2 separate regions of the Homo sapiens genome follow, and region 2 is linked to region 1. Evidence: read pairs that join two places in POLR2A ChIA-PET (ENCODE). Cell type or tissue: PC-9. All regions are shown on one strand. Each heading gives the region's core, and the rest is flanking DNA. Links, peaks and the distances in the headings are about the cores only. Region 1 overlaps PLXNA2 (plexin A2). Region 2 holds the start of LOC105372884 (a long non-coding RNA gene).

Region 1 (16,228 bases), core at 2,811-10,810:
CATCCCAAGGAGCCTGGGTGCCCCCTCAGCCGTAACCTTCCTGATAGCTCTGTTGCTGAGATGCTGTTACAAACTACTGACCCCTCTTCCCTGCTAACCTTACTCAGTACTGCTGAGTCTCATCTGGATTTCCTAGGATACCCTGGGCCTGCATCCCTGCTGGGTGGCTGGGCCCAGGAGGCAGGCATTACCTCCAGCTCCCGCAGGACGGGGTGGTCCTCGATGCCCGGGAACAGGACTCGCATAGCGTAGGTACGATAGTCCAGGTAAGGGATTCCTGAGCGGTCCAGGTCACTGGTCAACTCATTGATATCCGTCTGGAGCTCAGCAAAAGCTATGAGAATAAGCAGACGGAGAGGCTCGTGGGGAAGCCCCAGTCGGGGGAGGAGAAAGAGGGAGAAGAAGTTTGCAAAGGACGAGGGGAGGACCTTTTGTAGAGACTCTGAGGATTACGGGAGTGTGTCTCCAGAGGGCGGGGCTACTCCCAGCTGTTTTTAGGTGGTGGGGAAATGGGTGATTTTTATGTTATTTTCTCCTCTATACTTATCTATAATTTCAAATTTTCTCTTTACATATTACAAGTGTAGTTTCAACAAGGAAAAAAAAGTATCATGATTGGGCCGTTTAGTAAAGATCACGGAGATGCTGGAGGCAGGTGAGAGACCATGGCTGAGGGGGTCCAGCAAAGACCAGAACAGGCAAAGTGCTGCCCTTTTCTAATCAAGGTAATAAATCAAGATGCAAAAGCCTAGGGGAGGTCTGGTCATGAGACGCTCAGCTGAGAGCCGAGTTTGGGAAGGCAAGGGCTTCAGAAGCCTCACCTTGGTGGTGGCACACCTGTCTTCCTGGCTCCTTCCTCTGCCAAACTCACCAGCCCTGTTGCCAGGAGGAACCTTGGCTCCACATGTCCTATTTCCCAGCCCAGCTCTTCCCTGTCATCCAGCAGAGGGCTTGTTTCTGATCTTGACATTTGCAGCAAAAGGAGAAATGTTTTCATTCCTAATTGAGCTGTTTACCCAGAGAGCCTGCCAGGTCCTCAGCCTGAGAGGACGCCAGGTACACTCGTCACCTCGAGGCTGTGGTTGCGTGGGACATGGGAGAAAACACAATCTGCACTCCCACACACGTCCACAGCCAAGGACACCAGCAAGTGGCGGCCTTCAGAGCGCTCAGCCTGCAGCACTGATGGAAAACAAACCCTGGGGGAGATGAGGCAGGTGCTTGTCTGCCTTTGCTGCCGCTGCTCCCACGTGCTGCGAAGACAGTGTGCAGAAAAACAAGAGCTGGACACTCCCATGGGGGATCTAGAGTCTGGGGCTGTGGAGCCTGGGGACTCTGACTGTGGGGACATTGAGGCCCTGAGAGGGAGAAAGTGTTTGCCAGATTGTGGGATGGGTCAGGGCAAAGAAGGGACTAGAACAATGCAATTGGACCTGGGTCCTCATGCAGTGGGCATTCTTCATTGGACATCTCTGACCCTATAAGCAAAAGAAGTTCTGGGAAAACAGGGGTGAAAGTGGAATGCAGAGGCATGGCTGGCAGCGATGGGAGTAAAGATAGGAGTTGTCTGCAGGGAGAAGGGCAATAAGGCAGGTGGAGAAAGAGGGACCCAGCAAATGAGGGTGTGCTTCCACTAACCTTCCTTGCACTCCAAGGCCACACGGGACTCCAGATTGTCCATCTGCATTTGCAGCCGCTTGAGAGTGAGGTCATTTTCTCGAGACTTGCGCTTGTAGGCAATGAGGACGATGATGACGATGATGAGGAGGAGGCTGCCGCCGGCCGCGATGCTGACGATGGCTGGCAGGGTCAGCAAGCTGTCTGAGATGACACTCACCGAGCCAGGCGAGAACACCATCCCGCCCACGTGAACCTGTGCATTGTACACATACAGACGCACATGGATGCACACAGGTGTAGAGCCCGGGCATGCCAGCAGATCCTTACAGTGCGAGGAAGGACATGACAGACCACAACCACACAGTGCAGCTCTAGATAAAAAGCAATTTCCTGCCTCGGCATCTGCCTTTCTTTTCTTGTGTTCTCAGCTTATACCCAATTTGATGTAGGACCCAGAGATGAGGAGATATGGAGGGGGTGAGTCAGGCAACGAGACAGAAGAGAGCCTTTCCTTAGGACAGATCACACATGCACCACGAGGCGGGAAGGAGGCATTACAGACGCAGGGCTCACTCACCATGACCTTGTGCTGCCCGGTGAGGTTGGGAGGCTCGCAGAGAAGCTGGGTCTCAGATACGGTGACAGCACAAGGGGTCTCTCCGATGAGCACAGTGTAGTTGAGTTTGGCCCCTCCAGAGGCAGGAGGGCAGAGGTTTTTGCCCTGTAGAGAATAGCAGTCTTTATAGGCATAATTGACACATGCACGCACAAGTTAATTGCCTACTTAAAAAGAGATTAAGGAGACGGGGAAGGGCAGCAGTGCAAAAACCAGGAAATGACTCCTTGGCAAGTTTTTGTGGAGGGGACTTCTAACAGCCATGATCTAGAGAGAAAGAGAGAAAACAGACGCAGGAGAGAATGAAAATGAAGAAGAGAGTGGGAAAAATGCAGAGGAGACAAAACACTAAACAAGAGAAAATTTTGGGGGAGGATGCATGGGATTTCACGAAAGTAGTGGGGCAACAAATCACTTGGATGGACAGTGCCAGGGACTGTGACCTCTGGAAATGTGTGTGTGGGCTCCTGTGGCCACAGAGTGGACAGAAAAGGAAACAGTTACTCCCAACTCACTGCAGTACCTCTGGTTCCCAAAGCTCACAAGAACTAACAGAAATATTCTAAAGTATTTCTTAAGAAGCCTGGGTGCAAGCTATATCGCCTGATGGGTCGATATCTACCCATGAGCTCCTTCTGTAGGAAGGAGACAGCTTTGCAAGTTCAATTGCATAGAAAGGAGAGCCAGAAAGAAAGAAAGTCAGGCCAGGAGCGAGGGGCGCCCTCTGGCATTGCTGCCCCTGGTGGCACTGCCCTCTGGCGGGCACTCCTACCTTCAGAATGATGGGCGATCCTGGCTTTTGATCCAAGACTCCAGTAGGGCTAAGCAGTTCAAAGGTCGGGTTGGGGTAGTAGATAAACTTGGTGTCGTTGTAAATTAGCAAGGATTGGACATTGTTAAAGACAAATCCAAACTCATCTGGGCGTTCCACAGTGTCCAGGCCAGGGCGGTAGTCCGTGGTCAGAGAGGGTGCCAGGCAGGTGAGGGTGGTTGTGTTCACAACTTTACACACCTAAGAGATCCAGAGCGCAGCATTCACACACGGAGTGCCTGGCACAGAGCCCAGGGGCCCACAGCCGCTCTCCCACCCTCTCTCTGCTTTTGTGCCTCGTCACTGGGTTTACTTGCTTGTCTCCATTCCATGGGAAAGCCCTCCAGGAAAGGGCAGTGAAATTTTGGGGGAGTGGGGGGCATTTTAGCTTCTTCATTAATTCATTCACCAACGCTATTTGGGCATCTAGTTTCTAGTTTGTGCTGGCACTGTGCTAGGAGGTGGGGCTATAGAGCGGCAGACACAGTCTGGAGGGAAGACAAAGAAGCATTACAATCTAGTCCTGGAAGAGGGCCTGGGGCATGGGGGGCACACAGCACTGTTGGATGCATGCAGAGATGTGAAAAATAAATGCCCTGGTAGGGAAGTACCAGCTACTCTAGGAGTGTCTGTGTGTGTGCATGAGTGTGTGTGTGTGTGTGTATGTGTGTGTGCATGGCCTGAAGCAGGGTAGGAGTGACTCATGGAAGTTTTCCCATGGAAGAAATGAATGAAATTTAATCTGAAGAATGAGTAGGACTTACCTAGATAAGGAGAGGGAGGGGGAAGGGAACAAGTTCCAAGCAGAGGGAACAGCACCAAAAGGCCTGGGGACAAGGGAGCATGGGATGTTTGAGAAAAAAGTAGGACAGAACAGCATAGTGTGTGTGTGTGTGTGTGTGTGTGTGTGTGTGTGTGTGTGTGTGTAGAGTGTGGAGCAGGAAGTGGTACGAGATGAGCACTTTGCTCAGTATGTAGTAGGTGTTCAGTTAATGTTGATTGAATACTGATGAAAAATAGGATTCTGCAACTCTCTAAATGTTTTTTGTTTTTTTGTTTTTTGAGATGGAGTCTTGTTCTGTTGCCCAGGCTGGAGTGCAGTGGTGCGATCTCAGCTCACTGCAGCCTCCGCCTCCCGGGTTCCAGTGATTCTCCTGCCTCAGCTTCCTGAGTAGTTGGGATTACAGGCACGTGCCACCACGCCCAGCTAATTTTTGTATTTTTAGTAGAGACAGGGTTTCACCATGTTTGCCAGGCTGGTCCTGAACTCCTAACCTCAGGTGATCCGCCCGCTTCGGCCTCCCAAAGTGCTAGGATTACAGGCCTGAGCCACTGGGCCCAGCCTTCTTCAAATGTTTTATGTAGGACCTCTCTCTCTTCTCTAACCAAGTGTCCCCTAACCCTGCACTGGGACAGAAGCTTGGTTTTGACACAGAGTTCATGATATCTTTTTTCTCTTGGAGGTCTCTGGTGCCAACTAAAATCCTGGCTGGGCTGGTCCAGTCCCTCCTTAGCATGAGCTGTGCCATTCTCTCCTGTGGAGGTTTAGTTCTGGGGCTGCCCAAGACAGCAGCCAGACTGCAGAAACCACTAAAGGGCCCACGTGGGGCTTGGGAAGAAAAACCCAGACTCCTACTCCCTCTCTGCCTGGCTCCCACCCAGCACAGCTCAGTTTCAGCTTTGGGAGCAGTGGGGTCCCGGCAACAGCCAGGGCATCTCTGAGAACTCAGACTGCTCAAGTACACACTGTCCTGGCAGGTCCACACATGTTATGCGTCTGGCCAACATACACACACACGAGCTTCATGTTCAGAAAACAAGACTGTGTGTGAAATTGCAAAAAAAGCTGACACTTGCATAGAGATTATGTCAGAGCTTCAAGTCCAAGTCTTAACCCTTCCTTTCCAAAGGGAATTTAAGAGTTTAAACAAAGCGGCTCACTGCGGCCTTTATGCTGTAGTGGGAGGGAGTACACATTCCTGCCCTTTTTGTGGTGCAATTCAGCAGCCCCTTATGAACCTAATGCCCCTTTCATGTTCCAGCAGGGTACAATGAGGCATGGGGAGGTTGAGGGGTGTGGTGAAATGGGTACAGCTGAGCCAGGGGGTCCCAATTCCTGGGTTCTGCAAGAAGACACCGAGCCTTGGTGAGCCTCACCCCAACATCTTCCTCTCTGCTGGTCCCAGTCTAGCTTCCCTAGACCAGGCTCCTCTATGAATAAGCAAATCACTCCCAAGCAAGAGGCCTCTGGACGCTGCCTGCCCCGTGCTGCGTCGGCACTTTTGTTTGCCAAACATTCCTCTGGGTTTGGCGGCTTCACTCTGGCCCTCCTAGCTATCCACTGGGGCAGCTTCAAAACCCAAAGATGAGGGGTAGGCCCAGGTGTGCTGAGGATGAGCTGGGGCCCAACCAGGCAGGGCTTCAGGGGCAAAGTGCCTCTCTCCTACCATTCCTGAAAGCAGAAGCACAGGGCAGGGGTTCTGAGCCTCCCATTCTGGAGCCAGCTGATGGAAATCTACATTCCTGCATCCTTCCCTCTGGGTCTGCCAGCCTGTAGATACCAGGCAGGTCACCACTGAAACTGAGGGCCCCCAGCTCCCCAGAGGGCAGAACTGCTTCTTAAGTCCTTGGAACATTGAGATCATGGTGCATGGGGCTGGAGGAAGCGCTGAGAACATTCCTGCCCAGTACTGTAAATGAGTCCTGGTGAGGGAGCAGGGGGCTTGGGACCTGAGTCTTTGGCCACAGGTGTCAGGTGTGGGGAAGGGGAGGGGCTTCCCAGCCCAGGCTTCTCTTCAATGGCTTCCTGAGGACTAAGGCTGAAGCCTTTGGAGGTCACGTACTCACTCTCCAGAATTTTCTCTGGACTGTATTAATTACGTCTTTTATTTTCTGTATGCTGATGCTTTGACATCTGGGGCCTTGCTGACTGGGGAGGGAATGTCCCTCCCAGGGCAAAATCCTAGAGATAGCAAATAACTTGCCTGTGAGCGTGCCTTTCATATGCACGAACCAATCCAGACCCCACAGCTCAACTGCCCCTTTCCACACTATCCTCATGCCCTCATCATTCTGGGACCAGGCACCAAACATCTAGGGACAGCCCTGGGCCCCAGAGCCTGCTAAAATGACTCAAACTAGCTGATCCTAAACTTGCTTACCCTGCTATGCCTGTTCCTTCCTGCAGAAACCACATAAAGACTCTTGCCACGGTTTCTCCCTCCGCCTCCAGGCAGACCAACCCTGGTGCTTCCCCCTGTGACCCCTGGGGCATGGACTTCCCTCTTCTCTTGGGATTTGATCTATGAGTAGAACAAGTTATACTCTGGCCTTGCCATACCTGAATAACAATAAAACCTATATTTTAAAACATGTACCTAATTTGCTTGCTTTTTTTTTTTTTTTAAATCCTTCCTGGGTGTGAACTTACCATTCTTGTTCCCATACCTCACCCTAGACTCTGGAGTTACCTGGGAGTTTCTGGGGACCCTGAGCTTCAGTCTGGAAATGGAGTGGGGGCCTAGGCTCTTTTACCCATGGATCAAGTTCTACACCTGGCAGAAGGAGGCATGCGCTCACCTAGCCCAAAAAGGAGTGACCATGGTGGATACTGAAGGTGTGGTACAAGTGCTCCCCAACATCTCCAGCAGGATGGTAATGTCAAGCCCACCAGCATTTCATGTGGCCTAGTTACGAAGAGTCTGGATGTTTGGGATCCACCTTGGCCCTTCCACCAGTCACCTGTATGATTGGGGGCAAGTCATTTAACCTTTCTGGACTTAGTTTCCTCTGCTACACAATGAAGGGGTTGCATCAGATGATCCCTGAGACCTTTCTATATCTAACCTTCTAACACTCTGTCATTTTGTGTATCTCTGTGTTTCTTATGGAAGCCTCAAGTACCCTGGAAATGTGTCAGGGGTAAGAGGGGAGACATAACACCATCTTCTCCATCTCCATCTTAGTCTAGTCAAGCCCCTGAAGGTCAAAGCAGTAATGATAGTAATTTCTATGAAAAATAATGGCCATAGTAGCATCTGCTATAATATAATTACAAATACAATCATGTTTCAAAAAATATTGGCTGAAAGAGTGAGATGGAGCCTAGAAAAATGATAAAAAATTGACAACATATCAGACATTCTATCCCTACGATACAGACAACTTTTTAAAAATTATAAAAATTACATGGCTATGCATGGAAGACTAATATAAAATGTCCAAACTTATCATCTTAGCAACCTAGGTGGAGTTATCTGATGCAGTGACTAGCATTTATCAACTGCCAACCTTATGCCAGCCACGGGCTGGCAGGTTATGAAGCTGAGGCAGGTCTGCTTGTCACCATTCATAGCTGAGAGGTGGAGGATCCGGAGGTTAAATGACTTGACCATGCTTGTACAGCTAATAGATGGCAGAACCCTGCTTCCTCTCCAGACATGTCTGAATCTGGAGCCAGAATTTCTCCAACCACTTCCAATATGGGTTTTCACTGGACCTCAAAGTCAACCTGTCATAAAACAGGAGTCCTTTTGTGCTGTATCATAAACTCAGAAGCCAGTACTTTGATACACTCACTATATCACCTTCTGACAAGAAATTGTACTGTCATTATAATATAAAAATCATTGTAGGGCTGAATATGGTGGCCCATGCCTATAATCCCAGCACTTTGGGAGGCCAAGGCGGGAGGATCACTTGAGCCCAGGAGTTTGAGACCAGCCTGGGCAAAAGAGAGAGACCTCATCTCTAAAATAATAATAATAATAAACTAGCCAAGCATGCGCCTGTGGTCCTAGCTACTCAGGAGGTTGAGGCGGGAGGATCTCTTGAGCCCGGGAGGTCAAGGCTGCAGTGAGCTGTGGTTGCACCACTGCACTCCAGCCTAGGTGACAGGGTGAGGCCATGTCTTAAAAAAAAAAAAATTATAAGGTTTAGGTATTTGGACCATGATTCCAGGCTCAGAGTCTTAAGCCAGTTTTCCTCTCCAGTATTCAGAGGCTCCAGTGCCTAACCCAGAGCTCATCCCATTGCAAAACATCAACACAGAGCTGTGTTTACCAAAGGCTGGGGCAGACCAACAGTTACTCACATTGACAGATTCTTTGCCATTGAATTTGACTCGGATCCTTGGCTCCTGAATGACATCCAGGTTGAAGCCTGTGATGGTCAGGGGTGTGTGGCCACTGAAAACAGGCAGAGGCTCGGTTAGGTAAAAAACCCCCTCAAATCTGGCATGGTGAACCTCCACCTTAGGGATCCCTCTCATGAGCCAGACTTGGGCTGCAGGGATCATGCTGGGTGGCTTCCAGGTGCATCCCTCCCACCTTCCACCTCACCTGGCAATGCTCCACTCTGGCTCGATGCGCTGGACCCGAGGGTCATCTATGTACTCAAACTGCAGGTTGCTATCCACATGGGCTCGGTCGACACTCACAGAAACAGGGACCGGGCCAAGGCCATTGGATGATGGGGGTGAGACACACACGATCTCACTCATTGACCTCCTGACAGGGAGACAGCAGGAGGGTTGAGAAGAAAGGCATGGGCAACAAGAGGTGCCCACTGGCTTGACAAGGGGCTTTCCTTGGTCTGCGGGTAAGGCCACAGAAGTGTTCTCTCATCCTTTTATATTCTACAACAATGGAACACATCCCGCATCAGTATAGATCAGTGCCCCAGTGGATTAGGGAGGCAGCAAATTGGAGACGGGGGTTTGAAAATGAGGGGCAGGGATAGGGTTTCATGGGCTTCGGGGAAACTCCTTTTTTCTGGATTTTTCTAGAATGTAACTATTTAGTCAGTGCTTAGAATCTGGTCAGGCAGTCAACAAATATTCACTGAGCACCTACTGTACATAGCAGTGAATGCACAGTCCTTGCCCTTGTGGAATTTACGGTCCAAGGAGATTATCAGGTAGATAATCCTGGGCAAACTGGGTTCTCATCCATGGATTCTTTCCAAATTCTCTACATCTTCAGGGCTAGGGGAGTGCTGGCAAATGGTAGGTGTTCAATTTTTTATGTACAGAGGATTCCCTAAGCATAAGTCTGTGCTTTCTAAGAACTGAGGCTATGCAATCTCCGTGTTTTTCAAGTCACCATAGTGAGGACTCAATGAATGCTTGATCCTAGTGGTGACTGGGGAGCTCCTAGGAGCCTCCTCCATCTGGTGTTCTCATGGCCCTCACTTCTCATTATTTTTAGAAGTATCCAGCCCCTTTGATATACGGGATATAAACTGACAAGTGGCATATATTTCTCACAGTGACCGGTATGGTATTTGGGTCTAGGTGTAGCAAATAACATGGAGGTGATGGGGCAGGCCTATGAATGAACATGCACAGTAACATGTGAACAGCACATGTCCCAGATGTGCAGTCTTCTGGTGGCCCTTCAAGTTTATCTCACCCGTAGAACTCGCAGGTCTGGTTGCCCAGGTAGACTGCCACGCTGCTCCCAGCCCCAAGGTAATGGCCGGTAATGGTCACCATAGTGCCTCCTGACTCGGGACCTCGGATTGGGTTGAGTGACAGCACAGAAGGGTTCTTTGGAAAGAAGCAGAGAAATGACTACAGCTTAGGTTTTCTCCAAAAGGATGGACCATGGTTAGATCTAAGGATGGGAGAGATTGTTTTCATTCTGGGCGTGGTGGTACTTGTCCTGTCCTTTTCAATCCTAAATGCTCTCTCTGCTTACCCCAGAGGTGAGACTCTTTCTAAGAATCATCTCTGGGCATGTCCGGGAAGGCAGAAGAGTCATGTGGGGTGAAATTAATTAACTCCCCAGAGTCTCATGCTCATAACAATGAAGGGAAAGCAGAGGTGACACTGACTAATCTATCAATTCGTTTACAAATTGAGAACAATTTGAAAATGCTTCTCTATCTAGAGCCTTTACTGATTTTTTGGGCACAAAATCGATAGGGCTGAATAAAGCATCCCTGCCTGGGTTGGGCCACCGAGAGGCTAAAGTCCTCCATTAATGGCCCATGCACATGCCCTTCTGTCCTTCCCTGAGCATAAGAAGGGCACAGCAGGGCACCTGGTGCAGAGAGCTGTCAGTAAATGTTAGGATGGCTTCTCAGACCCTCATCAGGAGGATGGCGCATCACTGGCTGGGGCTTTCTACTAAGCTCACTAAGTAGTAAAATTCAGCCTGAAGCTTAAAAGAATTGCTTAACCTAAAATGCATCAGGTGGCTGACCTGAATCAGAAAAGAATTGCTTCTGCCTGGAGGGCAGTGGAGTGGAGTGAATTGGAAAATGCATTTAACTGAGCAACTATACAGGCATGAATTCTAGTTTGCATCAGCCATTCATCCGCTGTGTGTCCTGAGGCAAGTTCTGAGATCATTCTTTACCCCTCTGTCAAGTGAGGAGGGTGGGCTAGGTTATCTCTAAAGCCCCTCTCCGCTCTGACTTGCTCCAGATTGTCAGAGTACTGACATTCTCCCCAGCTAGTTCTCCTGTGTTTGCTTCTCACACAAATGCCCACTGCCCCTGCCCTGGGTAAGAGATGGAGTAGGTTGGCTGCAGATAGGGCAAGGTACTGTCCAGTCTGAGAGAGGAGAGTATAAGAAAAAGGTGGAGATGCCAAGATAAGAAGGCAGAGGCTAGAAAACCTGAAACAATCAGCAAAATGCTTTACAGAAAATAGAATTTTGTGCTCCAAAGATTTTTTAAAACTCTCAGCAAGGCTGGTTTGACCCCATCTGCTAGTGTTAATGCCTTTTAATGAAATATTCGATGTAGCAATGTAGGTGTCAGAAGAGAGACTTCGGGGCCGAAGAAGCCAAGTTACTGATTCAGTATGAATATAGCCCTGGGTGGCTCCAGGGCCCCAGAAGCAAGTTATTGATTCAGTATGAATAGAGTGCCATTACAGAAAGAAAGTCTTTGCAATTTGACTACCTGTTGCCTGCGCATAAAGAGATGTTTTCAGGTGTGACTGTGTGAATGTGTGCGTGTAACCACAGTAGCGAGTTACACATACAGAGTGACTCTGGTGGTCCTGTGCAGATACACATCCCTGCCAGATTTCAGTGACTCTTCTAAACTCCCACTTAAAATATCCTTGGCAGAAAACAAAGCATGCGGATAAATATAGACTTATTTAATTAGGTCCCTCAGGCTATGCATCCTCATTAGGCTAGAATTAGACTAAGATATTACACTGGTGGGACAAGAGGCAGTTCCTCCCCGCCCCCAGTCTAGGATCCACTTTCTAAGAAAGGCTGGATTTTGCCTTATTTAGAACTCTGACCTGTGGCCCTCTGGGACTCCCAAGACTCCACAGCTTTGTTTATCACATGCCCATCTCATCCCGGAAAGACAGGCTCTCAAAACAGCAAGACCAGAAGTTGCCTTATCTGGAGGGTCCTTTTCTCCTCCTTGGTCTGCAAGAAGCCTGGTGGTGGAGGGGAGTGGGGGCTTCCTGGGAGGAGTCTGGAGCATGTGTGTCTCCTCCCTGGGCACCTGCACCTGGCCCTGGACCCAGTACTCACCACGAAGGTGTACTGCTGATGGGACTTCGTCATGAACTCTGGCTTACACTCGCCAATACACAGGCGTACTGGCCCGGAGGTGGTTCCCACGAGGGCATGGCCCATCTCACAGACAATCCTGGGGAGAAAGCAAACCTTCTGGTGAGGGACTGGGCAAGGGCTGGCATCGCTGTTCACTTGCTCTCCCAGTCATGGCAAATGACTCATCACAGTCTTGCAATAATGCCAGACCAAGACTCAGCTTGGTCATCCATCTTGCTGTGTGACCTTGGGTACAGTGCTTTCCCTCTCTGGGCTTTGGTCTCATCTGCACAGTGTGAAGGTTGAACCGGATCATCTCTAAAGCCCTGTGTGCCTCTGATATGCTCTGCTGCCTAATTCTGTGGCCATTTCTGTGGTTCCCCATGCCTAGCGCAGTGCCTGGCATTGGGTAGGGACCCAGAATTTATAGAATAAAGGGAATGTCTAACAGAGATCTCGGGGCAGCAATCTAGCTGACGCTCTCTCCTATGTAACAAGCAGACATTGCTACACTCCCTAAAGGAGTGGGTGAGGGCATGTTTGCCAAGCCGATTCAGTTGTGGTTTGCTTCCTGTAGTGAGTTTTAAAAAGGGGAGAGATAATCTGGTGAGATAGTGAGAGCTCAGAGAAGGAGCTCCCTGCAGAACGGGAGGGGTGGAGTCCTGCCGCAGTAGGCAAAGGGGTGGGAGCTGGACAAGTTCATTAGGCCAGCAGGTGACACTGGCCTCTCACTTCATCAAGGGCTGAGCACACCCGGTGGGAGAGACAGTGACACGGCCCTGAGCGAAAGTCACGTCTCACACTAACGGGAGAGCTGGAGGGAAGAAGTGTGCAGCGCTCTCTCTCGAGCAGCCCAGATCAATACCCCTAGTGATGACTTCCCTGGCGCCTGAGAACAGTTACACAAGCACATTTAGATACTGGTTGCCTTAGCCACGGTACCCTTCTAGAAAGGGTGGGCAGCTGAGGATGGGGAGAGATGAAGGCATCAGGGACTTGGGGAAACTCTTGCCTGGAATGGTCGGGCCTGGGCTGGGTGGGAGAGGGCCCTGACAGCTCAGCTAAAAAGAGCTTGGGAATGGAGGGAAGGATTTTTCCTTTCCTCCCAACATCATTTCGGAGATTCAGAGCAGTCTGGTGCTCCTGGTAGGTTTGCTTAGTGGGGAGTCAGAAAAACAGACCCCATCTCCACTAATCCCCAGCATTATCCTGGCACGGTGGGGAAGATCCGTGTTTAACCGAGCGATGCTTATCTCAACAGCTTCTCTAGGAAGGAAGGTAACTAAACAGAGATTTCATTTCGATGTAATAAAACTTGCATTAAACAAATACGCTGCATGCTCACACACATGGCACGCCACTGATCTCCATCTCCTTCATAACAGTTAATCCCAAATAACTACTTTCACTCCTAGCGAATATTTACTTAACATGCAATAACTGTCTTATTACGTTTTAGCATATTAGATTCAACAAGAAAGTACTGAACGCATATGGAAGAATAGTCTCTCTTCCCTTTCTCTATGAATCAATCAATTAATTATAAACCCAAGGAAACATGATAGTGATGATCAATTAATATTTTACACGTAACTGTCTCCTGAAACCCCATTAGGGGAGCATTCGAGAAGCTCAATTTAAGGTACTGTGTGGTTATCTTCATGCTGCTACCTGCGTGTGGTTAACGACTCTCTCATCCTGTTTCCCGGACCCTGGCAACCCGCTGCTGTTTCAGGTCCCTGACATCCTGCAAACGATGCCCACCATGCTCAAGGAGCTCCAGGGGAGAATCAACTAGCTATTGTGGGCAGTGCTGGGGAAGACAAAGGAAGAGAACAGGAGGGAGTAGGTAAGTTTCTCTCCCTCTCTTCTAATGAGGGTGTGCTTGTTACTCAGTCATCACCCTCGGACACTCTGCTGGAGTGATCTTAGAGAAGAAAAGGAGGAAGAAATCATCACAGGCTTGAAGTTAAGGAAAAAAGAAAAAAGAGAACATGTGAAGGTCACGGGCAGCATGGAAATGTTCTTCCCTGGGCCCTGGGTCTGTGTAGGAAAGGAGAAGGCCTGGAACAGCCCTGGTCAGCTGCCCCTGTGTGGAGCTAATGATGGGCCAGGGCCTCTTGGCACACTGTCTCTTCTAGGACATTTTCCTGCTTGGGGCTCATGTTTCAAAAGAAAAGCAGTATATTCAAGCACCTAGGAGAAGAGTGATGACTGAGAGATGGATGCCACTCAAGTGTGCAAGGAAGGGCACCTGTAGTTGGAAAGGCAGGATGCAGGGGTCCAGGGGCTGCACTGGGGAGAAATCAGAGCTGGCCATAGGTCTCTTTCCTCGGGCATCAGCCGAGCCCCCTTCTCAGCTGTGGAATGAGTGGGCAGAGGGCTGTGGTCAGCAGTGGGTTGTAGAAAAGGGTCTGGGCAGGAAGATCTAAGAACTGGAGAGTCCTAAGAAAATCAGGCAGCATTGCAGACAAACTCTAATCTCCTCAACTCTTCTTCCCTTTCATTCCTGGGACCCAGTGCCTGCAGGCCAGGGTGGAAAGGGCTTGAAAATATTTGTTGCAGGCACTTGTTCTTTGAGTTCAGGAAGATAGGGAGTTAAAGGAAGAAGCTAGGGCAGCTGCAGGGAGTGGAAAGGGTTATATTGAGGAAGGAGTATTATGCCAAAGCAAATTCTAGCCCTTAATAATAATAAGAACTACAGTTTACTGATTCTGCCAGGCACTCTACAAGACAGGATCTCATGCCATCCTCAGGCTCTGCTACAGAGCGGGTCTTATCTCCATTGTACAGACAATGAAACTAAGGCTCAGGGATGCTAAGTGACTTATCTATGGCCACAATTCTGGTAAGTGGCAGAGCCCTGATTCAAATCCAGGTCAGCTCGACTCCAGAGCTCATGCTTCTGACCACTCCCCTCTACTGCCAATAGATTTAATGGGATGCTCTGTATGTCTTTCAAGGAAGGGACAGTATGGATATGGCAGCAATGGTAGAGGTGAGGTTGTTGGCAGGGGTGGTGAGAAAGGCTGAGCTGGGTTCCTCAGGTTCTGAGAGCTAACCACTTGTCCCCTCTACCTTCTTGGTTGTAGACAACCATAGGCAGTGGTGTGTGCACCACCACCTCCTTCAAGCCTTGCAAGTCAGCAAGGTTGGTTGATTTCTTGTGGTTTGATTTCTTGAGGCCTCTTGTCTTCCCTGTCTCCTCCCTGTGTCTCTGGTGGCTCTGGGGTCCCTATGTATTGTTAGGAGACAATCGCTGGAGATGCCTAGATTCTCTCCTTATAAAATGGGAAGTTGGACCAAACAGCCATCCAGCTTTGACATCTGAAGACCTGACTCCTCCTGGTGGCAGGGGGCTTCCGGAGGCACCTTAGTGCCACAGATAATCTTTACAATGGGAGCTGCAGATTCCATGGGGCATACCATTTACTGGTTTGGACATCTAGAGGACCACCAAAGCAAATGTAGAAATCATCTATTCCTAAATACCTGTTTTCCAGATGAGATGTTTGAGAAGCAGGGAGCAAAGTGACTTGCTCAAAGTCACCTGGTTCATCCACAGCTGAGCTAAGGCTTGAGCACCAGTCTCCTGGAATGCAACCCAGTACCCTTGCCCCACACTACACCACCTCCCATAGACTTGCATAGATGGTGCCTCGCTCCCTGGGGCGGAAGCACACACACATCTCACATCCATCCCGCAATGGCTGAGTTCACAGGTACAGCAGATGAGAGGGAAGCAGCCTGAGGATCTAAGGGGAATCTGCTCCATGTGGAGCCCCTGTCCCAGGAGGGGCTGAGCTGCAGCCTCAACATGCATCCCATGGTCCAGGAAACTTCCTGTGACTGAATCATCCAGCCCTCCACAGACCTGTGGGGTGCTGATTGCAGGACTAAGCGGGGCCCTTTAACCGACATTAACCTAATTGCTGAGTGATAGATGGCGCAGCACAAGCATATGGTGAATCATTACCGTGCTGGCGAATCCTGCCCGCGCCCAGGACTCTGCACCGGGTCCTTTTAGCCAAATTCATCTCTCACAGACATCTGTAACGATTGTGCCTGCTGCTCACTGCCCGGGATGGAGGCTTTAATGATGTTAGCAAACTCTGAAACCTCGGGAGTGGTAATGAGCCTGGCACAGCTGGAAACCAGGGCTGCATCCAGCGAGGCATGGGGTGTGCTCTCTGTCTTCTGCCTACCCCATACCTGAAGTGGTGGTTTTCTGGGGCGACCACCAGCCTCTGCAGGAATGCATGGGGATTGTTCCCCTCCCCAGGCTCCTTTCACAGCCTCACGTGCAGCTTCTCTCGACACTTTCTTCCCCGTGGCCCTGGGTGTGGGGTGAGTGCAGTACATTTCCTTTCATAAATAGCACTGAAATTCCTTACATTTGGGCAGCACATTAGGCTAATGAAGGTCACAGAGACTGAACAGCTTGCTAAGGTCTTGGGGCTGGTCAGTAGAGGAGGCAGGTCTAAAACACGGTTTCATTCCAAACCTCATGTGATTCTGAGGGCCAGTTGCCCAGGAATTTGCACTTCTCAGCTAAAAGCCTTACCTCCCACCCTCACCCCATACCCTAGCCCTTTCCTTTGGATTCCTGTGGCATCTCACCAAGTTGGATACAGGTCTGTGTCCAGGGGCCCAAGG
Region 2 (16,228 bases), core at 2,783-10,782, 150 kb after region 1:
AGTAGGAGTTTGGCTCAGCCTCTTTCAAATAAGCTTAGGGTATGAGGAAAATTCCTCTTCCCTTAGTTGGCTAGTGTCTTAGCCTAAACTGACTCCCATTAGGTTAGACATAAAGCAGAACTTCCTGGCTACGAGCTGTCTGAAGCTTGACCATGAGCGACCAACATTGGCTCTGGCATATCCTTTCCTAAAGACTTTAAAGAGCAGCAGAGACACCTAATTGCTGCCCACAGCACTGGGTAGGAGAGAACCCTTCCTCCAGCCTCACCTTTGCTTGCTGGTATTTCAGTAAAAGGCCCAATACAAATATAGAATGTATAATTTTCACATCATTCTTGGCAAATCCCAGGTGCGCCCCATTAGCAGAGTTCCAAGGATGCCATTTTCTATCAAGAAAAAGACACGCCACATCGGAGTGCTTAGCTCAGGGCCCTATTAATAGCAATCCTAATTATATGGCTGCAAATTTAATTCATAGCAATGATTAGTGTCAGAATCAAAGGCATCAGGCATCAATATTGATGGAATTGCATAAGCCCCATAAACAGAGAACAAGCATTTGGGCCCATCCCCCCAGCAGTGGTCGGCTGTTAACTATTGCCTTAATGTCTCTTCCAATTTTGCCAGATCAAAATGACTCCATTTCTCAGTGTGCTCCTCCTCCCCACTGAAACCTTTGCCTGGCCAGCTCTGAATGGGTATGACTGGCACACAAAAGATCCCAGACAATGTCTTTGAAGAAGAGCCCGGGGGCTCCGAGGGATGCATGGGTGATGGGCCCTGGCCCCACGCTTTACCCAGCAGCTTTTGGCCTTGTCAGCAACACTCCTTTGTCTCTCCTTCAGAAAGCTCACAGCAAACAATGATGCCTGGAGAAAGGGGAGTCAGCTGGGGACTGTGTGTGGCACAAAAGGCTGCCACCCCGCGCATTGTGACCCAGGCCGAGAGGGATGGGAAGGTGGAGGAGGAGGCCTGAGGAGAGGGACACAAGGAAGACAGCGTGTGCCGAGGTGACAGCTGCCATGTCCCGAGTTTCCAGGGCACCTTCACTCAAAAGGGTGCAAAGAGGTAGCCCTTCCCCTCTTCTCTCGTGCATCTTCTTGCAGCTCTCCATCAGGCAAGTGGTAGTCTACACGTGGACATATGGAAGCGTAGAGAAGTTCAATTGAATGCTAAAAAGCTAGTGGTTAAAAGCACAGGTCTGGAGTCAGAGAGCTCTGGATTCAAATCCCAGCTCTCCAATTAGTAGCATTGAGACTCTGCCAAGTTACTTAGTTTTGTTGAGCCTCAGCTTGTTATATGTAAAATGGAAACAAGACTAATGATTTTTACAATTTGCAAGGGTTGATGAGGCTTAACTGAAACAAAACAAAACACTTAGCCCAGGGCTTAGCATATAGTAAGTGCTGAATTTATAGTGGATCTTTTAGGCCTATCCCCATTCAAAAATGTGGCATTCCTAGAGAGAAGACTAACGTGTAAGACTTGAGGGTCCCAATTCAGTGTTCTTCTGATTTGTCAGAACTTCTTAGCCCTGAGGCCAGAAGTGAAGTAGGCCTCCCTGCTGGGCAGGTTCTGGTAAGATCCCTGAGATGTGTGGACTGAGGGCTCAGGGATCCTGGTCACCCTAGATCAAGGTTGTATGGTCAGGCCTGGTACAAGAAGCTCAGCTGGATTCTTGCTCCAGGGAAAAAAATCCCTAGATCAATTTTAAGTTCGGCATAGGAAATGCCTGCATGCTAGAGAGGCCGAGGTCAGTCTGATGTTTTGTGCAGAAAGAATGTTCTTTAGGCCGGGCGCAGTGGCTCACGCCTGTAATCCCAGCACTTTGGGGGGCCAAGGTGGGTGGATCACAAGGTCAGGAGATCGAGACCATCCTGGCCAACATGTTGAAACCCCGTCTCTACTAAAAATACAAAAATTAACTGGGCGTGGTGGCATGAGCCTGTAATCCCAGCTACTTGGGAAGCTGAGGCAGGAGAATCGCTTGAACTAGGGAGTTGGAGGTTGCAGTGAGCTGAGATCACGCCACTGCACTCCAGCCTGGTGACAAAGTGAGACTCTGTCTCAAAAAAAAAAAGAAAAAAAAAAGTCCTTTAAAATGATATAGGGAAGGGCCCCAAAATTGGAATTCAAAAACCTGGGTTCCAGTCTTGCCTCCGTGGGTAAGAACCTGGGTGAGTTTCAGCAGATCACTCCACCTTTCTAGGCCTCAGCTAACTCATTCATAAAATAGAACAATACGCATCTTACTTGTCCAAAGTCAGTAGACCAGATCAGTTTTCTGAGGTCCCCTCCAGCTACTAAATCTATGATACACATTTAAGGGAACACTCTTGATCTTGCTTGATAGCGTCAATCTTATCCCCTGGGGGCCTTAACCCCAATTCCCCAGCCTCTTCCCCTCAATTGTCAAGCGTGGGAATTCCAGATTTGTTATTAAAGCCTGTTGATGCCATTTCTCCTTCCAGATTAGCTGGGGGACACTCAGCCTTTGCCATAGAAACCATAACACAGGGTAGGATGGGGATGGCTGATTGGGACAACCCAACGGCACCAGCTCCTGAACTTCTTTCCCACCTTGGAGCCTAGAAACCTTTCTGGAGGCTGAGGCCAGGAGAAGAATAGAACCACAGGAAGAGACTCAGAAGGCCAGAGCTCCAGATTCATTTTCACCACATTCATCTCCATGTATTTCCTGCCTCCCTGGACAGAGAGGCACATGCTAGCAAGAAGGAAAGAGACATTAAAGTAGCCATAAGCTCTTAGCTTGATCATCTTGGGCTACACAAGTGACTTAGGTATATGCTGGGCCCATCTCCACCCTGAAGTATTTGTCGTTCTGGTTCCAATTTCCACATCTTCCCTTGATTTACAACTTGACCCCAAGTAAGTCCATAATCTCTGAATTTCAGAATCACCATCTGCAACAGAGCAGTGAAATATCCCAATCCTTCTTTTTTTTTTTTTTTTTTTTTTTCTTTTTTTGGAGACAGAGTCTTGCTCTGTCGCCTAGGCTGGTGTGCAGTGGTACAATCTTGGCTCCCTGCAACCTCCGCCTCCCGGCTTCAAGCGATTCTCCTGCCTCCTGCCTCAGCCTCCTTAGTAGCTGGGATTGCAGGCATCCGCCACCAGGCCCAGCTAATTTTTTTTTTTTGTATTTTTAGTAGAGACGGAGTTTCGCCATGTTGGCCAGGCTGGTCTTGAACTCTTGACCTCAGGCAATCTGCCTGCCTCGGCCTCCCAAAGTGCTGGGATTACAGGCGTGAACAACCGCGCCTGGCCTCCAATCCTTCTTGATCATCTGAAAATTATATGGGACTAATGAACTAATAGAATCAAAGAGAATTTGGGACTGTGGCAGAAAAACATGGTAATAGTACAGGAGTGGTAGTAGTAATACTAGTAGGAGGAGTCACTCTAGCAGCAACAGAGGTGGTAGGCAGCAATGACTGCCATTTATTAAGCATCTCCTATGTCAAGATCTGTGTTAGACATTATATATCCTCCATGTCTGATACGCATAGCAATCTTGCCAGGCAGGCATGGGTGGTCCAGATGAATAAACTGAGGTCCCCTCAGATCACATAATTCATCGAAGGCAGAGTTGTGCAGCACAGGATACTGTGGTTGGTGTGGAGACATGCAAAGGGGGAGAATGGGCCTGTTTTAGTTAATTCTGCGAAGCTACAACAGGGCAACTGACACTTCCTTCAGCCCCACCCTGGGGAGGGGGTCAGTACATATTGTTTGGTGATATGAGACTGGGAAACCTCTCACTGGTGACTAATGCAACTGGATGCCAAAGTCCAGCAGGATTAGATTAGTTCGGCTCAGCTGGTCCCGTCTTCTAAGTATTTTTTTCCCATGACTCAGGGCTGGGAGTAGGGGACAGGATTCTCTTCCTCCGTCTGACCTTGCAAACATGTCACTGAAAAGGAGCCTGATCTGACAGCATCACTACCCCAGGGAGCCAGGGAAGAAGTGGGGTTTTGGGGAAGCCTCAAAGATATCAGTAATAATAGAAAGCACTTGCATGCCAAGCACCATATTAAGCACTTTTTACACATGATTTTATTTAATCCTTACAACAAATATGCAAAGTGCTTATTACTACCCCACTCCACAGGAAAAAAAAAATCGAAGTTCACAAGTTAAGTCACAATTGTAGTAATATTTAAATGCACATATGCCCATGTGCCCAAGCTCTGCACTCCATCCCTTCCATGAATTATTTCTTTATGATCTATTTTTTCCTTAGCACTTATCACCCACTAAACATAATATATATTGTGATTACTTACTTTGTTTGTCTGACTTCCCACATTCAGATAATTTCCATCAGGGCAAGAATTTTTTTTTTTTTTTTTCTTTTTGAGATGGAGTCTCTCTGTGTCCCCCAGCTTGGAATGCAGTGGTGCAATCTCAGCTCACTGCAACCTCTGCCTCCTAGGTTCAAGCAATTCCCCCACCTTGGCCTCCTGAGTAGCTGGGATTACAGGCACAATGCCGCCATGCCCGGCTAATTTTTGTATTTTTAGTAGAGATGGGGTTTCATCATGTTGGCCAGGCTGGTCTCGAACTCCTGACCTCAGGTGATCAGCCCGCCTCGGCCTCCTAAAGTGCTGGGATTACAGGTGTGAGCCACCATACCTGGCCAGGGCAGCCATTTTTGACAGTTTTATTTTCTACTGCTTTATACCAAGCTCCTGGCACACAGTACATATTCAATAAATATCAGTTCAATAATGAATTATGTCATTTAATCCTTACTGTAATCTTATGATGCCGGTACCAGAACTGTCCTCATTTTACATTGAGGAAATTAAAGCTCAGAGGTCACACAGCTAGTAGGATGGAGTCAGGACTGGATCTCTCCAAAGCCCCTATACTCTTTGTTATGCAAATTGGTCCCTACCCGAAGGCAGGAGAGTGGACCAGGTGGTCTTTGTAAGTCCCTTCCGACTCAGAGATCCAGGTCCATGTACAAAATCCACAGACAGGCAAGGCTTAATGGTGTAAAAGGGTCTGTATTTTCCTAAAGATAAGACCTCTGTAAACACCAGCACCTTGGCCTCTTGAAAATTTTGCATAGCCTATTTAGGTCACCTGTATTCTGTGAGCTTGAATCATTACGCCCATCCCACCCATCCATAAAACACAGTTCTCTGTGTTTCACCTGCTTGGCAATAAAGCCCCGAGCTGCAGGAGCTCAACCTTAAGACTGCAAAACAGCCAGCTGAATACACAGCCTGAGGCCTCATACAAGAATTGTCCAAGATTGAAGTATATTAGAAACTACACAAAAAGTACAAAAAATAAATGAGTCTTTAGTTTCTCCCCTTTCAGAATGACTCTGGGAGATCAGGACCTCCTTCCCTGGGGTCTGCTGGGGATCTGGACAGAGCCGACATCTCCTGTCTACACCTGCCATGGTCAAGCAAGGAGATGTGCTGGCCAGAGTGTGTGTGTCAAGACGGGTGGGAGTGGGACATTCTGTAAATATGCCCCTTTCTTGTGCCAACCAAATGCAGCCTTTCCCAGCTTTCAGAAGACCAGTTCTGGGGACCCAAGAGGCCTATAGAACAACAAAACAAACAGCGAGCTTGGCGGCGGGAGCCCGGGCAGGGAGCCAAACTCATTACTAGGGATGTGGTGGTGAGCTCCCTGAACCACCACCCCACCCCTTCCATGCAGGCTCTGGGGAAGGGGAGAGGGTCTCTACTCCCCACCACCCCAGTGTCCAGCATTGCTGAGACGCCTGGGCGAGTTAGGGTATCAGATGGGCGGTCTCAGGTCCCAGGAGAGCCACTAAGTCTCTTAGATGTGGACCTGCAGCTCCGGCTGTTTACTCAATCAAGGGTTCATACTGAGAGACAAGTGAATCATTTCCACTCAGAGGAATGAGTGGCTATTGTTTGGTGGGGCTGGCACAGAGAGAAAGGCATGTTTCTCAGCTTTTCATCCAACTTGGCCTTCCATCCGCCAAGGCAACTCCACCCCACGAGAGGAGCCAAGTAACAGGTTAGTGTGTTTGGGGAGAAAGTCTAAATGCCAATGTCAATATTGGCATTGGAGGGTGGGGGTGAGCATATAACCTTGGGCAAGACATTTAGTATAGCTACAGCTCAGTTTCCTACATCTGTAAAATGGGGTAAAGATGCAGGGGCGATCAGCACCCTCAGTTGAAGTATTTGAGGAAGATGAAAAGAACCACGGAAACGTATCTTGTAAACAGTCAGTGTTATCAAATAACTGAGTAATAACCCCAGGGCTGAGGAGAGTTAATACTTTGGTGCTCCTGATGGATTCTTTCCAATGCCTAAGCTGCTACTGCAAGAAGCTCACAGTTTTCCTGGCTTTGCTTAGTAAATCGTTTGTGCGATTACAAAGAGAAGAATAGAATTGGGACGTCAGGGCTTCCTGTGGGCTGGGGACTGGAGACCTTGGGTTGGTATGTCCCTTAGGGAAAGGCAGAAAGAATTTTCCTTTAAGAATTTCACAGGCATTTCAGCAGCCACCATTAGCTAATGGGAAAGAAGGTAGTGCCAGAATAGGCCGGGGCCCTCCCCAGAGCTTGGAAAGTCTCTGAGGATTTGCAAAAACATCCCAAGAGTCATACAGAGACTGGTGGGGGAAGCAGTGGTTCCCTGGGCATTCTTTCCTGCTTCCCCTGTTATACACAAGCCTGCATCTGATCCAGGTGAAGCAGATGGCTGTCTGTACTATTCTGGGGCCCTCCAGGCAACAGTGTAAATGCTGTCCCCTTCCTCCAGCCAACATTTCTGAGATTACCACCCCACCCTCTTCCAGATGTTGTTAACCAGAAAACAAACTCCTTTCCTGTTACCCACCAGAAGTTGTCCTGTTTCCTTGACTCCTCATGCCACTGCCACGCCAACCCTCCTCCTCCCCTCACTGACCTACCCAACACATCATACCTTCCTTCCTTCGCAACCAACCACATCAACAGGAGTCACCGTTGGTGTCTGATTCTATTTCAATTCGTACAAATAGATGTCTGGCATAGAATAGGCACCCAATACATTTGAGATCACTTTCATGAGCACCTAATGTGTATCTGGCAGTGGGGATGGCGTGATGAATGTGAAAAGGAAGGCCCCTGCCCTCAAAGATCTGTGAATCTCAAGGGAGGTAGACACCTTAACAGCTGCTCCCTTGCCAGATGCTGTGGGGTCTAGGAGGGTGCCATGCATAGTGGTTGAAGGGACAGAATAAAGGACATGTCACAATGCTTGAGCAGCAGAAGAGGTTTCTGGTGGGGATGGAAAAGAGAGCCAGCAGCATCTGCTGCTGTTTAAGGTCCCTGGGACTAAGAGGCTAGAGAGCCTCGGCAAAACACTACCCCCCAGCTTCTGTGAGGAGCCCTGCAGGGATGTGAAACCTGGGTTGAGGCGGCAGTTTAGCAGCTGCAAATGGAAGGAAGAAACCAAAGGAACTTCACCCTAACCCAAGATAGTCCTTCCTTCCATTGTCCTGGCATCTTTCACTTGCTCAGCTTGACTTCTTCCCTCTTTTGCCCCATGGCATGAGCTTGATTTGCCTCCTGTCTCCGCCCTGAAACCTGGAAAATCATGTAAAATGAGTTTCCAGTTCCTGTTGCCACTCTTCCTCCATCTCCATCTGCTTTGGTGTTTGCACTTAATCTCTATCATCTGGACTCCCACTGCCTATTCTTAACCAGGAGGGATGCTGTCATGAGGAACTGGACCCAGACCCCAGGATAACCTGCTTTTCCCTCCCCTACATCTGGCCCTAGGCCTGCCTGTCCTCATCATCCAGGCCATGCCTTGCCCTGTCTGTGCCAAGCCCCTCCTACCTGACCCTGAGGGGCTTTCTGCTACACTAAGGGCAGGCTCAAAACCAGCCTCATTCCAAAGCCCACACCCAGGGGACCTTGGTCTTCCCTTTTCTGCTCCTCTTCTCTGCCTCAGCCTGTCCTCCTTCATCGCACGCTTTGCTGACAGAGCCAGAGAAACAGTGGCAGTATCATTGAGAAGATCTGAGATTTGATGCAGGAATCCCCTTGACAGCACCCTGGTTGGTGACCATCCAGTCTCTGCTTGCATATTTCCACTGACTAGGACCTCATTCCTTCCTGGGTCAGCTCTCACCATCACGGGACAGTCTGGCTGTAAAAAACGTCTTCCTTATATGAAGGGGAAAGCTGCATTGCTGTAACGCCTACCCAGTGGCCCTGTTCTGCCCTCTGGGGCCACACTGAATAAGCCTAATTCATCTTCCATAGCTTAATGGATAAGCCAGCAGATTGTAAAACCAGGTAATCACATTTCAAGTCCTAGCTCTGCCATTTTATTTGCTGTGTGACTTTATTATTATTTTTTAACCTTTCTTGACCTCCATTTCCTCATCTTTAAAATGGAGGTGATAATAGCACCTACCTCATAGAGTTATATAAAGAGTAAATGAGTTAACAGATATAAAGCTCTTCAATAGCATGTGACACATAATAAGTGCTCAGTAAATTATGTTATGTAAAGACAGCTGTTCTATGTCCTGCTTTATTCACTTTTTCCCTTCACATAGCATGATTCCCACATCGATCCAGCTCTTGTTTATCTGGCACTTGAGTTTGCTTAACACCCTCTTGCGATGTTATCTCCAAGGTAAAGTGGAGTCACTGTGTCTCGTGACATAGAAGCTGTTCTTCTATTATCATGATGAAGACTAACTTTGTTGAAGCAATATATCACAGAGTTGGCTCATGTCAACCTCACGGTTCGCTAAAATCCCAAGATCCTTTTCACTTGATCTCCTTAGGGCTTAAAGCCTCACAGGGCTCTCCCTCCCCTCTTACCTGTCCAAGTCTTCTGAGCTTCTCTGAATGTTGGACCTTCATTGCATATGCTTTGTACCTTCTCAGTGTGGCACCCAAGGTCTAGAATGCCCTTCTCTCCCCCAACTCATCAGTTCATCAGTTCTTCTGTCTCATCTAGTCTATAAGCAGACCCTGGTAATCTTCCTTTTCAGTAAAGCTTTGCAGATTGATCACACTATAGTTGCTGTTTTGTTTGAATTCTTCCACCCTTATGGTGAATCTTTGCATGTCTTCTTATCACCTGCAATGCACTGACCCTTAGCTTATGCAGCATTGCACATATAGGTTTTTTTTTTTTTTTTTTTTTTGAGACAGACTCTTGCCCTGTCGCCCAGGCTAGTGGCGCGATCTGGGCTCACTGCAACCTCCACCTCCCAGGTTCAAGCAATTCTCCTGCCTCAGCCTCCTGAGTAGCTGGGATTACAGGTGCATGCCACCATGCCCTGCTGATTTTTGTATTTTTAGTACCGACAGGGTTTCACCATGTTGGTCAGGCTGGTCTCAAACTCTTGTTTTTGTTTTGCTTTGTTTTGTTTTGCTTTTGAGATGGAGTCTCACTCTGTTGCTCAGGCTGGAGTGCAGTAGCATGATCTTGGCTCACTGCAACCTCCACCTCCTGGGTTCAAGCGATTCTCCCACCTCAGCCTCCCAAGTGGCTGGGACTACAGGCATGTGCCACCACGCCTAGCTAATTTTTGTATTTTTAGTAGAGACGGGGTTTCACCATGTTGGCCGGGCTGGTCTTGAACTCCTGACCTCAGGTGATCCACCTGCCTCGGCCTCCCAAAGTGCTGGGATTATAGGCATGAGCCACCGTGCCCGGCCTCACATACAGGTTTTGGGGACTTAACCTTATTCTGTCTGTTCCTTCCACATGTTTGCAGCTCAGAAGGCAGTGGTCTTGTCTAGGGTGCTCTCTATGCATCTTGCAGAAAGCAGTGTATAAGCAGCTATGTGGACACAGCACATAAGAGCGCCCTGTGGTCCTATCACTTCTAGCAAGTCTCTGCTTCCTCTAAACTTACATACACAGGGACATCCTGTTCCTACAGACCACAGTAGATGAGGGCTGGACAGCCTGACAGACGCCGGGAGAAGTGAGTAGTTCTGACGCACCCGGCTTCCCTTCCCTTTCCAAACTCTTAGCTATTTTTTTTCTTTATTTTCCTTCCTGTGTTGAAAGAGCTATGGGGCCTGGACCATAGTAGGGTTTCCTGGGGACATTCCATAAATTCTTCATGGGTTATTTCTCTGGAGAGGGGTGGGAGCAAGTAAGCTGGTAGATGGGAGGCCAGCAGGGGCCTGGGTATGAATGTCAAGTACCTCAAAGCAGCGTGGGTGGGAAGGAAGGGTGAGCTGCACAGAGGAGGAAGGAGGGGTGTCATGAGCTCATAGAAACCGCCAAAGAAAGGCCAAGCAAAGAGTGAGAAGAAGCAGCCAAATCACAGGTCAGAACAAGCTGTGGGTAACCACGCCCCCAGCTTTGCCCTTGAACCTGCTGACTGGTCTCCACAGTAACTTGTCCGTCAGGGTTTCAATAAGGCCAGGAGAACTTGGCCAACTCAGGTGTGTGACTTGGATAGATGCCAAGCAGCCCCTAGTGTGTGCTGTGCACGATGCATGGAGATATGGGGAAAGTCAACTCAAGGTCCCTTTGTATCTGGTTGGGTCCCTTTTCCTTTATTCACTTCTCATCCATCCATCCATTCAGCAAACACTGATTCCTTAATTCACATCTAGATCTGAAGAGAGTGAAAGCACTGGCCCCTAGCTGACCTCTGTAGCAAGCCTGGACCTGAAGATCATTCTCAGTCTCCCTCCCTGGGCTCTAGAGCTACTTCTTTAAGTAAAAATGGTGCCAAATTGGGTGTCAAGGCAAGAAGCAACTTGTCCTAGATCTCTATGCTTGGGCAAGTCAATTTTCTTCTCTGGACCTCAGTTTCCCTGTCAAATAATGAGAGTATTGGGCCAGGCAATCTCTAAGGTTCCTTAAAGAATGGTTCTATTTTTCAAAGCAGTTTTGAAGCCTATCCCATGAGTGAACACTCGGTGACAGGATTAAAGGGGAAGAAGGGAACAGTCCAAAAAGCATGACCCCTGCCTTTCACAGAACTTTCAAGAGAATCAAGGAGACAGAATGACACACATGACCTGGAGCAGTGACTGAAGGTAGGGGAAAGGTGCTCACGCTAGCCTGTGTGGTTTCTGCTGGCCCTTAGAGAGCCTGTGTGCCATTTAGGAAAAGGTGGTCCCTATGGGTAGATGACTTAGTAAGAGAAGTCCCATGAGCAGATGTTTATACCACAGGGTACATGATGTGACAGGGAGAGCTCAGGCTGGATTTCAACTCCCACTAGGCCCGTTAACACAATCCTCCTAGGCCAGGCACAATTTGCTCAACTGGATATGGTGACCCTGGCTGAGCAGGGAAGTAGCCGGCCTCAGGGTTCCAAGCTGAATTGCTTCTTGGTAGAAGCCACTTTTAAATCTTAGCAGAATTTCACACAGCAACTCCTTCCCTTCCCATTTTGGAAAAGCAAATGCAAGGACCACATTCTTTCTCTCTTCCATGTGCCGAAAAGCCAAGCTAGGGTCCCTAGTCCCAGGCAGAGTGGAGGGCACAGAAGAGGAACATGTAGGAACCTCTACAGCAAGTGAGGAAATGGTTAAATATCTTTGGTATCATGAGAACCAGAAGAAGCCTGGAGGGTTTAGCACTGCTAGGTGAACCCAGACCAGTTCTTCTCACCTCCCCTGGCAGTAATTCAGAACAAGCAGAACATAGAAATTCTTCCTTGGGCTCACTCCAGGTTACCCTCCTTCCACATTTCCAAACAACATCCCTCCCAAGGCTCTAAATGGATTAGGAGGAAAGAGCTCCAGGGTGATGTCAACATCAAAGGGTGAGATGCAGTGAGGTCTTGCATGTTCCTTGATCCACAGGTGCTGGGACCAGGGAAAGGTGGCAGGAGGGTAAGCTTGGGAAAAGGGATTAGCTGAGACCGGAAAGAATGTGGCTGCTCTAATCCCACATAATGAACCAGATTGTGCGCCCTCTCTGCACCCTAGGCACTAGACAAGCTGGTACAAGCTGTTGGCTTCAGCCTGCTGCACAAGAGGCCTCCCATGCTGCCATCCCCAGACAGCCTGTGCCCTCCAGCTGGCAGAAGTACCCTGGGAGGCGCAAGGTAAAATGTCTACTTCCACCTGGCAGCTTACATCTGGGTGGGGAGCTGGGAAGGGAAGAGTCTGTGATTGCAGGAAGAGGAAAGACTGGAGAATGGTGTTTTCTTCAGGCATCATATACCATCAGAGAGCAGCACCCACCGTTTACCCCAGGTCTTAGAATTGGGACCAGTAATCTGCTTCAACCAACTTCTCTGAATTCAACAAAGACCAGTATAATCAAGTTTACAGGTTCTAGGGAGGGATTTGCGATTTTGGAGATTTATAATGCACATAATCAAAAACTTAGTTTTGCTTGATTTGGGAATGAAGAGCAATTTTTTTTTTTTTTTTTTTTTGCTTTTGCAGATGTACCTTCTTAAAGTTTTTTCTTAAAGTTTGGGAAATATTGAAATACGCTTGCATTCCTTACATACCCAATGACTGATGGCTGGAGGAAGTAGCTAGAAGCTAAGTCACAAAATTAACCCCTTCTTACCTCCCCATTTCACCTTTGTTCCCCAAGAAAATAAAGTTGCCTATAGTTAAATCTCCACCAATAGCTACCTTCCAAGAGGGACTCTTTGCTGAGGAGGTGAATGGCATTGGAGCATCTGAACTCATAGACTCTTACCTTTTTCAGCTTGCCACTCTTAGTCCCCACAAAAACCACGCTGTAGCCGTTGTAAACGTAGGAGGCCACAGAGGTCATGCGGTCCCTGCTGGTGGTGTACAGGGTCAGGCCCTCCACTGGAGTTGAGCCTCCCAGGGGCTGGTTGATGTCCAGTCCACAGAAGTTATCATCGATGGGGACAGGCTGGAGGGAAGCGGAAGGAATTGGGGTGAGTAACAGTGGAGGCATGGTGAAGTCTCTACACGACCCATATCCACAACTTCCAGCCTTAGGACACCAGGCCTCAGAGAGGCAGACATGGGAGTTCAGGGGCCCTAATACAAGCTGCAGACAAAAACTTCTCACCAGCTCACCCACAAATTCCATGTTGGTTCTTATGAAGCCAGATGAAAGAACAGGCAGCAACCTTCCACTCAGCTGGCGTCACCTGTATCTACCTTTCTGCCAGGAGAACCAGGATCAATTTGTAAAGCTAAGTGCCTGAACTCATTTTCTATTTATTTTAATGTTCCTCAGGACCATGGCATTCTGTGGGATCTTTCTATTTCAGACAAGAGTTCCTTCAGTGGATAATCAGTCTAAAGGCAACATTACAGGATTTCTACCAGCCCAGAAAGGGTTTCTTGTTTGTTTCTTGGGCTGTAGGGTCTCCCTTTGGGTGCAAGAAATTTTAGGCCATTCAACTATCCAGTTGTTTAATATTTACCAGCACGTCACTGGAGCCAACCATGGGAATTCTAGCTCCCTACTATCTTTCCATACTGGAAAGAGATCAGAAGTGTCATAATGATATCGAACAGTACCTTATACTTTGGAAAAGTTAATCTACCTATGCCTCAGTTTCTTCCTTTGGAATAATACCTGCCCACCTTTCTGATAGAATTGTGAAGGAACAAATGAAATAATGCATGCAAAAGATTTGTGTTAAGTTGTCCAACTCTTTCCACTATTGTGCATTATAGATCTTCAACAATGTTTGGGTAAATATAATTAAGAGAGAATTCTGGAGGTGGTGTCCTTCATATTTCCAGCCTTTAAGGAGAGTGGTGGTGTGGCTCCATAATGTATCTGTCAGCAGCGACTGGAGCATGTTTGAAAGAAGATCACCTTGAGCAAGTGAAAAAAAAATTGTGGCCGGGCACGGTGGCTCACGCCTGTAATCCCAGCACTTTGGGAGGCCAAGGCGGGCAGTTCACGAAGTCAGGAGATCGAGACCATTCTGGCCAACATAGTGAAACCCTGTCTCTACTAAAAATACAAAAAATTAGCCAGGCGTGGTGGTGTGTGCCTGTAGTCCCAGCTACTTGGGAGGCTGAGGTGGGAGAATCGCCTGAACCCAGGAGGCGGAGGTTGCAGTGAGCCGAGATTGCGCCACTGCACTCCAGCCTGGGCGGCAGAACGAGACTCCGTCTCAAAAAAAAAAAAAAAAAAATTGCTGGAAAGAAAGTAGGAAGATCTTGATCCTATCCCCTGTTCTGCTACTAACTGGTTGTGAAAACTTGGACAAGCAGGGTCCTCTTGTAGGGCTCTTAAAGGGAATGTTAAATTGATGATTTCTAAGGTCTCAAGAAAGATCTTAGGTCTCTCATCTAAAAAAGAATGAAAGACAAAGACCATAATGCTTCCTGAGGCAGGGGCTGCTGAGGGGTTTGCATTCTGTACACAGTGCTCAGCACGGGGCTGGGTCAGAATGAGTGCTCTGACATGGCCCAGTTAATGGCACAATGTGGAATCCTGTGGCAAAGGCTGCAGGCTCTGGGCCAGAAAGAGCCCCGCATCCTGTGGCAGCTGTTCCTTCTGGGTCTGTGAAGGCATCCCAGAGGAGGAAGGAAATGGCTATCGTAGAAATCATAGAAAGCAGCAGAACAGCCTGCCCCCATGCTCCCTTCAGCCTCCTCTCACCCTCACCAGGGAAGAGCAGGCTGACACACCATCACTCGTTGACAGCCTCATTTCTTTGGAATAATTGGTTTATAAGTTATGGCATATGATTTTTTTTTTTAAACCAGGGACTTCCGTTCCTTTCTCTTCTCAGTCCCAAAAGGAGCAGAGACTCATTTTTTGTGGTTCCACAGTGTTTTGTAGAGAGCTGCTGCTCCTGTTACTGGTAGGAATGATGGTGCTGCACTTGTGTGTGTATATTCTTCAGGAAATAAAACAAATTTTTAGGTTAAGATGACTTTTGAACCCGGGATAATATTGAGCCCCACAGAGCAGAAGGAATGAGTTTCTCAGGAAGGGAGTGAAGCTGTGGTGTGCTGAAGCCAGCTGTTAGGGAATAACTGTGCATTCAGTGACATCCCATGATGCTTGAAATCAGCCAGGATAGGTGTATTTATACCATGGCAATTGGCAGAGGCTACAAACCAGAGCACTCCTCTCCCTCCCCTGCCTGCATAGAGCCAGTTATTTAATATTTACCAGCACACCACTGGAGCCAACCACGGGAATTCTAGCTCCCTAGAAAGGCAGGTCAGAGTTATCAGCTACACTTTTTACATTGTGTGCTTCTCTTCCTCATCTCATCCCTACACTACACGCAGCTACTGCCCTGGCTAAGATGAAAGTGATCCAGATTTTAGGCCTTTCTCTACTGAAACCAGCTGTGTGACCTTGATATGTCATGTACCATGTCTCAGCCTCAGTTTTCTCATCTGTAAAGTAAAAGTATTGGAACAGGTAATTGTCAAGCTTCCTTTGAGCTCTAAAAGTCCTTAATTTCATGGCTTCCATTTCTTTCCCACTTTCTGCAGGGCTGGTAAGGCCACAGAGTCTGGGCACAGGCGTAGCCCAAGTCAGCTTTTGAGAAATGATGACAGAAGCAAAAACCTGGTAATCCTAGATTTTGCTACTGTCTTATTGATTCTAGTATCTCCAGAACTATTAAAAAAAAAAAAGATTTATTCTCAGCCTAAGCCCTTAGGATTGGCTGGAATTTCTTTCCTCCTCAAGTTGTTTTTCAATATATTGTTAGATATTCCCAAACACCTGATGCACCTTTACTTTTGCTCAAATGGTGAGAGCTTGGTGTATGGCTTTCCTTGGAAACAGAAGGGCTCAATAGAGAGAGACTGGACTAAGAAGTAATACAGCCGAACTAAATTCAAATCCCCGCTTTATCACTTATAGCTGTGGAGATCTGAGCAACTTACTTAGTCTTTGTGAGCCTTTGTTTTTTAATCTGTAAAATGGGGAAGATAACTCTTGCTTTATGGGGTCATTGTGAGGAGCAAGTGAGATAACACTTAAATTGCCAAGCTTAGCCTTTAGGACTAGCTGCTATTCAATGAGTGATAGCCCCCTTCTTCCTCTCTTTTCTGGGATCAGAGCTCAAATTTTTGATCTGAGATTTCCATGTTATTCCAGAGTCATGTTAAAATCAAGCTCTGGGACCACAGCTTCTTTCATTTATCCTTATTCCCCTCTAAGGCCACCAAAATATTTCTGGGTCCCTGGGTCTTAGTTCTTTGGAGTATCAGGGTCTTTAAGGGGCCATTCCTCTTGCAGCCCTTGCACCAGAAGGGTGTGGTGCTGAAGGGGTGGAGGCAAGGGGCTCTCCACTCTAAGGT

The links. Peaks named below come from ENCODE experiments on the same cell type or tissue, not always from the same donor. Only the 100,000 strongest peaks of a DNase experiment are listed, where the experiment ranks them.
Region 2: POLR2A ChIA-PET joins it to region 1 with 13 read pairs; 4 of 35 experiments call an interaction of 5 or more read pairs at or near these places.

The regions. Positions count from the first base shown.
Region 1 is chr1:208,042,870-208,059,097 of GRCh38, forward strand. PLXNA2 (plexin A2) reads right to left here. Exons shown (of 32, transcript NM_025179.4): 14 at 11,552-11,669; 15 at 9,458-9,594; 16 at 8,387-8,554; 17 at 8,140-8,233; 18 at 3,009-3,248; 19 at 2,198-2,341; 20 at 1,639-1,873; 21 at 192-334. Among named protein-coding and RNA genes, the nearest start is that of LINC02767, 92 kb to the left of the region's middle. In PC-9, for the core only: no CTCF peak of the experiment used is centred there; DNase peaks (open chromatin) are centred at 3,762 and 6,282; H3K27ac peaks cover 1,537 bases.
Region 2 is chr1:208,197,621-208,213,848 of GRCh38, forward strand. PLXNA2 (plexin A2) reads right to left here. Exons shown (of 32, transcript NM_025179.4): 3 at 12,660-12,842. LOC105372884 (a long non-coding RNA gene) reads left to right here and starts at 9,170. Exons shown (of 5, transcript XR_001738428.3): 1 at 9,170-11,029; 2 at 11,930-12,048. RefSeq lists an enhancer at 386-891 and a silencer at 3,704-3,998. In PC-9, for the core only: no CTCF peak of the experiment used is centred there; DNase peaks (open chromatin) are centred at 3,821 and 5,981; H3K4me3 peaks cover 558 bases; H3K27ac peaks cover 3,634 bases.